Regions from separate parts of the Homo sapiens genome. Here all the other regions are linked to region 1. The links are chromatin contacts, found by Hi-C or POLR2A ChIA-PET in ENCODE. All regions are on one chromosome and are shown on one strand. Each heading gives the region's core, a stretch centred on a gene start or an enhancer-like site at or near the end of the contact. The rest is flanking DNA. Distances are from core to core; before and after follow the strand shown.

Region 1 (2,700 bases), core at 53-2,552:
CTGGGTAACGGAACAAGACCCTGTCTCAAAAAAAAAAAAGAAATCCACTCCCCATATGATAGCCAGCGGAATCTGCAGCAAACTGAAATGGGATCAGATTGGGTAACCTTGCCCAAAACTGTCTAGCATCTTCCCTCCTACCGTTATAATAAATTCCCAATCCCCGAAGCTGCCGACCAAGTCTTTGGTGGGCCCCTGTCCGTCCCTGGATCTCCCCTCCCACCTTACAACCCTCCCTAGCGTCCCACTGGCGTTTTTGTTCCTGCAAAATGCCAAGACCCTGCCACCTTGGGCTTGGTCTCGAAGGCGCTCCTCAGCTGATTCCTCATCCTTCAGAAAGGGTCACCTCCTCAAGGAGGCCTTCCAGATTTACTACACCCTTGCATGGACCCACCAGTTTGTACGTGAACATTTATGAGTGTGAGTCCTTGTTTTTTTTTCCTGTCTTGACCACTGGATTATGAACAGAGAAGGTCAGGGAACAGAATTGTGTTCCCTGCTCTGCCCAGCACTTGGAACAGCGCTTGGAACAGAGCGGTCACTGCGCAAATAATAGCGGAATGGATAAATGAACGCAAGGAGGCACAGGAATCCCAGAGGCCGCTCCAACCGGGAGCCCGACCCCTCATCCCAGGCTCTAGGATCCGCGACAGCCGGCGAGGGGCGCCAGGGAGCCCAAGGCACGCGCCAACCCTCTGCGGCCGCGCCGCGCCCTGCGTTGCCAGACGCCCGTTGCCATGGCGCCAGGGAGGGGACAAGAGCCCAGGACCCTAGCGCGCGCCGCAATCTGTGCGGTCACGCCCGGCCCGCGTTGAGAGAGCGCTTGGCAGCCAGCGGGTGGACGCGCCCCTCAGCGGAGGGCACAAAGCCTGGCCGCAGGCACGCAGGACACTCAGAACGGAGCGATGGGGACGTCGCGGGCCGCAACACGGACTTTGCCTGGGTGTCAGCTCGGGTCCACAGCGCGGCCGAGGCGCACCTTGCGCCACACACTGCTCTTTTACTGGAGAAAGCGGGACGGCCGCCACGGACGGCGCAACCCCTGCGTGCGCCGCGGATCGACGCCTGAGGGCGCCAGCAGGGTCCGACCCTCCTGCTCCGTCCCCGCCCCTGTCCTCGGGCCCGGCCAGCGCCGCGGCCTCTGGCTCCGCCTCCACACGGGCCCGCAAGCAGGCACCGCCCCCGACTCTGCCCCCAGCCCCGGCTCGGGCCCGGCCCCCGCGAGCACGGCGCGCGCCTCCGGCTCCTGTGGCCGCGCGCTGGCCTGGAGGCTGACCTGGAGGCTCATCTGGAGGCCGAGCTGACCCGGCAGGCCTTGCGCGGGCAACATGGCGGCGCCCGGCGAGCGGGGCCGCTTCCACGGCGGGAACCTCTTCTTCCTGCCGGGGGGCGCGCGCTCCGAGATGATGGACGACCTGGCGACCGACGCGCGGGGCCGGGGCGCGGGGCGGAGAGACGCGGCCGCCTCGGCCTCGACGCCAGCCCAGGCGCCGACCTCCGATTCTCCTGTCGCCGAGGACGCCTCCCGGAGGCGGCCGTGCCGGGCCTGCGTCGACTTCAAGACGTGGATGCGGACGCAGCAGAAGGTGCAGTTCCCTGCCCGATTTCTCCCAGCCCCGCGCAGCCCCTGTCCCCGCCCCCGCCCAGGTACCCCGGCAGAGCTTCCCAGGGTTGCCTGTCCCTGAACCTTGCCCCCCGGGTAGGCCCGGCCTTACAGCCTTCATCCGCGCGTGGGTTGGATCGTCTGCAGGACTTTGGCCGGAGTCCAGTGGGCCACCGGCTGGGCCGTACAGTGGGGAGCTTTGGGCGCCTTTGTTCGGAGAATGAACTCACTCTCGGTCGGCCTGCTTCCGCAGCGGGACACCAAGTTTAGGGAGGACTGCCCGCCGGATCGCGAGGAACTGGGCCGCCACAGCTGGGCTGTCCTCCACACCCTGGCCGCCTACTACCCCGACCTGCCCACCCCAGAACAGCAGCAAGACATGGCCCAGTTCATACATTTATTTTCTAAGTTTTACCCCTGTGAGGAGTGTGCTGAAGACCTAAGAAAAAGGTAAGATGTGTTTGCACGCAGCAGAGCTTTGCACTGGAGCCTGGGCCTGGGGCTCCTGGCTGACGTTATAGCGGGGAACGTAGAGAAACGGATGCAGAGGTGGCAGAAGTTTGCTGAGGAGCAGGGACCTCCAACAGGTGAGGACTGGGGCTATCTGAGCCTCCTCCTCTCGTCTCAGAAGCCAAGCTGTCGGGATCTGCTGCTGGGTACTGCTCCTGCCACAGCCACAGGGCTTCCAGGAAGGGATTCCCTGCCTTGTCTGGCACTGAAGGCGGTTTCCCGCAAGTTAGGGAAGACTCCACTTTGCCTGACTTCTAGAGTAGGACTTCTGGTTTTAAAATCTTGGAAATCCACTGCTTTTGCTCCCAAGAGCCATCTCTTCCTCACTGAGGGATCCAAGAGCCAGCACTGGCCCTTGCAGGTGTTTCTAGGCCAGATGTATAGGGTAGAGCCGCCATTGTTGCTATAAGGCTGGTCAGTTAGAATGAAGTCTCTTGCTGAACTGACGCACCAGGGCCTGCCCTCAGATGCTAAGAAACAAGTCCAGTTTTCAGTTACAAGGCTGTGCCCAGCCCCACCCAGGCCACACTCTGCCTGAGGCCAGGGACACTGGATGCCGCTTCCTGGGTGTTAGGAGCTTATAAAAT
Region 2 (2,700 bases), core at 142-2,641, 550 kb after region 1:
GTGTTCTAGAGTTCACTGTGTACTAGTTCCTCAAGCTGTTTGTCCTTCACTGCTTCCGATTTTTCTGTGCATTACTCAAGAACTGCATGGGCATGTGTCAGTATAAAAAAAAATAAAGTTGGCCGGGCGCGGTGGCTCACGCTTGTAATCCCAGCACTTTGGGAGGCAGAGGCGGGCGGATCACGAGGTCAGGAGATTGAGACCACGGTGAAACCCTGTCTCTACTAAAAATACAAAAAAATTAGCTGGGCGTGGTGGCGGGCGCCTGTAGTCCCAGCTACTCGGAGAGGCTGAGGCAGGAGAATGGAGTGAACCCGGGAGGCGGAGCTTGCAGTGAGCCGAGATCGCGCCACTGCACTCCAGCCTGGGCGACAGAGACTCTGTCTCAAAAAAAAATAAAGTTGGCCGGGCGTGGTGACTCACACCTGTAATCCCAGCACTTTGGGAGGCGGAGACAGACAGATCACTGGAGTTGGAGACCAGCCCCTGGCCAACATGGTGAAACCCTGTCTCTACAAAAAAATACAAACATTTGCCTGTGTGTGGTGGCACATGCCTGTAGTCCCAGCTACTCGGGAGGCTGAGGCAGGAGAATCGCTTCAACCCGGGAGGCGGAGGTTGCAGTGAGCAGAGATCGAGCCACTGCACTCCAGCCTGGGCAACAGAGCAAATTTCCATCTCAAAAAAACCAAAAACCCAAAACAAAAAAACACAAAAAAACATTATCGACATTAACAACTACAAGGCGCCCGGCTAATTGTATATTTTTAGTAGAGACAGGGTTTCTCCATGTTGGCAGGCTGGCCTCGAACTCCTCACCTCAAGTGATCCGCCCGCCTCGACCTCCGCCTCCCAAAGTGAGCCACCGTGCCCGGCCGTGAATGTGACTTGATAGCCCAGATTTCCTTCCGTGAACGCTTGTTAGTTGTGAAACTAGCAAAGTTGCGCCTCTGAGTTTACGCAGAGCCGGCTCCGGAATCCGAGTTCCGGGTTCGAGCACAGCTCCGCCGCTACCTCGGGCGTGACCTTGGCCGGAGCCTGGTCCCCTCTGAGCCTCAGTTTCCCGGTCTGGGATGCCGGAATGACAGCTCGCCCCCTGCCCCGCCCAGCCCCGCCCAGCCCCGCCCCGCAGGCCCTGGGATTGGTTCGCGCGAGGTCCCCCTCCCCAGGCGGGGTCGGGCCTCTCCCGCCCGCCAGGCCCCAACCCGGAAATGCAGCTGGAGCGGAGGCGGAGCCCACTAAGGCCGCGGCGGAGCGACGATGGGCGCGGCCAATGGGCGCGGGCGTCGGCTGCGGCGCGACGGAAGTCCTGCCCGGCGCCGCGCGGGGGCGGGGCGGCGCCGGGGGCGGGGGGCGGCGGGCGACGGGGCGGGCGCAGGATGAGGGCGGCCATTGCTGGGGCTCCGCTTCGGGGAGGAGGACGCTGAGGAGGCGCCGAGCCGCGCAGCGCTGCGGGGGAGGCGCCCGCGCCGACGCGGGGCCCATGGCCAGGACCACCAGCCAGCTGGTGAGCGCGCGGCGGCGGACTGGACGCGCCGGTTTGTTACCCTGCCGGGTCCGGCGGCCGCCCGGGTCCGGCGAGGCGGGGCGGCCCGGGGTCCCGAGGGCCGGGTGCCTCCTTACCTGCAGCCGGGCGGCCGGGCCGGGGATGGCGGGCGCCGGCCGAGGGCGCTGCTTGGCTGCGGCGGGGAGACCGGGCCTGGGTTGCGGCGGGCGGCGGCCTGGCCGGGGGCGCTGACAGACGCGCGGAGGGCGGGGGAGGCCGGGAGGTGTCACCCGGCCCAGCGGGGTGGAAGTGCCTGGAAAGTTTGTTTTCGGCTTGGCGCAGCCTGGAGCCGAGCCTCCAGGGTTACCTTTCGGTTCTGTCTGTAGAGGAACCGCCCTGGGCTTCCACCTGGAACGGGGTCCTTGGCGCCTCCGCCTGCGAGAGAAGCAGAAGGTGCAAGTTCTTGCTGAAAGCACCTGATGCTCCTGGGCCCCCTTTTCCAGATTCTTGATGACAGTGGTCGGGAAAACTCGCCTTTCACGGCCCGGCCAAGGGGCATTTGGGTGCTTTTGCTGCCCGTGGCTGTGCTCAGCGTTGTGGGAAGCCCCTGGGAGGCCGAATGTGCAGGATCACCGAGGGGAAAGTGAGCTTGACAGGTAGGAGGGATTTTAGGGGAAGGACCAAAACAAACCACTTGTTGGGTGAAATGTTTTGCTAAAAGTGTCGCTGGTGTTTCTATATTTTCTCTCTATCGCTAAAAGTATCCCTCGTGTTTTTATGTTTTCCATATGCTAAGTTCTACAGTCTGGGGACGACGGTTTAAAAATTTATGCCTTGTATGCGATGTGCAGTGGGTGATGGAAGAACGTCTACATGGCTTTAACATTTGATTTAAAAGGCAAATATTTTAAATGAAGGAAAACCCAAGAAATTTAATTGATCCCGTGTCTTCCAGGATGCGGCTTTTTTTTTTTTTTTTTTTTGATGGAGTCTCCCTCTCGACGCGCAGGCTGGAGTGCAGTGATGCGATCTCAGCTCACTGCAACCTCCATCTCCCGGGTTCAAGCGATTCTCCTGCCACAGCCTCCTGAGTAGCTGGGATTACAGGCGTATGCCACCATGCCCGGCTAATTTTTGTATTTTTAGTAGAGAAGGTGTTTCGCCATGTTGGCCAGGCTGGTCTGGAACTCCTGACCTCAAGTGATCTGCCCGCC
Region 3 (2,700 bases), core at 138-2,637, 570 kb before region 1:
CCAGCACTTTGGGAGGCCGAGGTGGGTGGATCACCTGAGGTTGGGAGTTCGAGACAAGCCTAACCAACATGGAGAAACCCTGTCTCTACTAAAAATAAAAAATTAGCTGGGCATGGTGGCACATGCCTGTAATCCCAGCTACTCCGGAGGCTGAGGCAGGAGAATCACTTGAACCTGGGAGGTAGAGGCTGCAGTGAGCCGAGATCATGCCATTGCACTCCAGCCAGAGCAACAAGAGTGAAACTCCGTCTCAAAAAACAAACAAAAAAAAGTGGGAGGTGAAGCAAAATTGGTTTGAGTCACACAAGGGTTACCCCTAAAACACACATAATCCCTCGGGAACTGGCCTGAGAATAGGAAATGCCGCCCCAGCATCCCTGGTCACTAGAAAATTTCAGCGTATAATTACGACTCCCTCTGCAGGGGCCAGGTATGGACACTAAGGCGTCCGCTGAGGGTCCCGGCCGCATCCCCGGGTGGAGGCCCCCCACCTCCGCCCAGGCAGCGGCGCCCCCTCGCGGCCGCTTACTCGTCGCCGTCGGGGCACACGCCGGTGGCTTCGTTGTACTTGGAGCAGTACACGTCGGGGCTGTAGTTGAAGGTGCCGTCGCGCCTGCGGAGGGGCCTGCGGCGCCGCTGGTTGAGGAAGTGCCAGTGGAAGCAGGTGAACGGCCGGTGCTGCGCGCACTTGTGCTGTGAAAACAGGGGGCACTGCTCCGTCCTGAACTCCTTCAGGTACCTACAAACACAGACAGCGCCGCGGCTCGCTTCCGGCAGCACCTCCAGGGACTCGGACTCGTGGGCGGCGGGACCCACCGGCCTCAGGAGCCTCAACCCAGGGTCGACCCGTACTCACATTCCCGGCGGGCCCCAGGCGCTGCGCCCACCCCCATCCCGACTCCAGACGCGACCCTCACCCGACCTCGTAGCCCAGGCGCTGACCCTGGTCCCCAAGCCCAAGCGCCACCCCGGACCCTGGGCGACCCGCTGTGACCTCACGGTCGGCAGCCGGAGCAGAGGGTCCCGGTCCCCGAGCCCAGGCGCAACCCCCAACCCCGGGGCGTTCCTCCCTCCCCAGAGGCGCGTGGACCCCGGAACCAGGTGCCATCCCAGACCATGGGCGCCGCGCTCCGACCTCAGGCGGAGGCCGCCGAGAGCAGAGGGTCGTGGCCCCCCCAGCCCAGGCGCTGCGCGGAGGCCGGGGGGCGCGGGGGCGGCGGAGGCGGCGCGAGCCCCGGCGGGAGGCTCCGAGCTGCACCGGGCGCGGGCGGGGGGCCGCAGGCCGGACGGGCGCTGACCTGTAGTGGGTCGGCTTCTCAGTCTGCGGGGGGGACCCGCTCAGCGCCGCTGCCGCCGCTTTCGAAACCGACGGCATTTTCAGTCAAAACAATGCAGCGCGCATGCGCCGCGCCGGCGCCCCCGCCCCCGGATATCCCCGCGCGCCCCCGCGGCCACGCCCCCCGCGGCCCCGCCCCCAGCCCGCAGACCCCGGCCCCGCCCCAGCCCCGCGCCCCCCGCAGCCCCGCCCCCGGCCCGCAGACCCCGCCCCAGCCCCGCGCCCCGCCCTGCCCTGCCCTGCCCTGCCCTGCCCTGCCCTGCCCTGCCCTGCCCTGCAGCCCCCGGCCCGGGACGCTGGTCCTGCCCGGGGCCGCGCGTGGGACCCGCGATGGTCGCCCCTGCTGTGACATGACCCGACATAACCGTGTATTTTACATGAATTAATCACAAGAGTTGTATCTCAATAGAGCTGCTCTTCCACAAACGAACCAAGAGGCTGATGTCAGGGGGAGCCAGGCACCGGGCGGAAGGGCCAAGGGGTCCTGGCCTTTGTAGAAAGGAATTTGTTCCATTTCGAACCTTGACCTCAAAAACTTATACTCAGAGATTTATCTACAAAGGTAATTATCACAGTTATTTTGCAAACACTTGAGGTCCCCCTTCCCCCAACAGCGCAGTAGCTGAGAAAAGGGAAAACTCTAAGTGCTCTGCGTGATTTGAAACAGTGCTTCCGAAGAATTTTTAGTGGTAGGAGGCCGGGCGCGGTGTCTCACGCCTGTAATCCCAGCACTTTGGGAGGCCGAGGCCGGCGGATCAGCTGAGTTCGGGAGTTTGACAACAGCTTGGCCAACAGTGAAACCCCGTCTCTACTAAACATACAAAAATATTAGTGGGGTGTGGTGGCTTGCGCCTGTAATTCCTGCTACTCCGGAGGCTGAGGCAGGAGAATGGCGTGAACCCGGGAGGCGGAGGTTTAGTAGTGAGCCGAGATTGCGCCACTGCACTCCAGCCTGGGTGACAGAGTAACACCCTGTCTCAAAAAATAAAAAAGAAATTTTTAGTGATATGAAAAATGTGCCCATTGGCCGGGCGCGGTGGCTCACGCCTATAATCCCTGCACTTTGAGAGGCCGAGGTGGGCGGATCACGAGGTCAGAAGATCGAGACCATCCTGGCTAACACGGTGAAACCCCGTCTCTACTAAAAATACAAAAAAAAAAAAAAAAATTACCCGGGCGTGGTGGTGGGCACCTGTAGTCCCAGCTACTCAGGAGGCTAAGGCAGGAGAATCACTTGAACCCAGGAGGCGGAGCTTGCAGTGAGCCGAGATCGCGCCACTGCACTCCAGCCTGGGCAACAGAGCGAGACTCCGTCTCAAAAAAAAAAAAAAAAAAAAAAAAAAAAAACGAAAAGAAAAATGGGC

Evidence for each region. Hi-C counts contacts between places; a loop is a spot of excess contacts on that map. ChIA-PET counts read pairs that join two places held with the same protein, here RNA polymerase II (POLR2A). Pooled maps may share reads with other maps.
Region 2: a loop to region 1 is called in a map with no recorded cell type, with 4 times the contacts of the local background. The contact joins the promoter of PDPK1 here to the promoter of GFER in region 1. A Hi-C loop is called at or near these places in 2 of 37 single-sample maps with no recorded cell type and 7 of 50 pooled maps. POLR2A ChIA-PET finds 5 or more read pairs at or near these places in 3 of 52 experiments (B cell, naive thymus-derived CD4-positive, alpha-beta T cell and naive thymus-derived CD8-positive, alpha-beta T cell).
Region 3: a loop to region 1 is called in a pooled map, with 4 times the contacts of the local background. The contact joins the promoter of UNKL here to the promoter of GFER in region 1. A Hi-C loop is called at or near these places in 1 of 37 single-sample maps with no recorded cell type and 11 of 50 pooled maps. POLR2A ChIA-PET finds 5 or more read pairs at or near these places in 2 of 52 experiments (CD4-positive, alpha-beta T cell and MCF 10A).

What each region holds. Positions count from the first base shown.
Region 1 is chr16:1,982,891-1,985,590 of GRCh38, forward strand. GFER (growth factor, augmenter of liver regeneration) reads left to right here and starts at 1,303. Exons shown (of 3, transcript NM_005262.3): 1 at 1,303-1,586; 2 at 1,857-2,053. The coding sequence starts at 1,329. It overlaps TBL3 (transducin beta like 3), which reads left to right. Exons shown (of 22, transcript NM_006453.3): 22 at 1-39. RefSeq lists silencers at 1-34, 1,055-1,594.
Region 2 is chr16:2,536,630-2,539,329 of GRCh38, forward strand. It overlaps PDPK1 (3-phosphoinositide dependent protein kinase 1), which reads left to right and starts at 1,392. Exons shown (of 14, transcript NM_002613.5): 1 at 1,392-1,507. The coding sequence starts at 1,484. RefSeq lists silencers at 899-1,208, 1,319-1,528, 1,539-1,668 and an enhancer at 1,787-2,487.
Region 3 is chr16:1,413,317-1,416,016 of GRCh38, forward strand. UNKL (unk like zinc finger) reads right to left here and starts at 1,388. Exons shown (of 15, transcript NM_001372107.1): 1 at 1,299-1,388; 2 at 530-739. The coding sequence starts at 1,375. RefSeq lists enhancers at 289-863, 864-1,438, 1,439-2,013, 2,014-2,587 and silencers at 383-532, 963-1,012, 1,553-1,672, 1,723-1,792.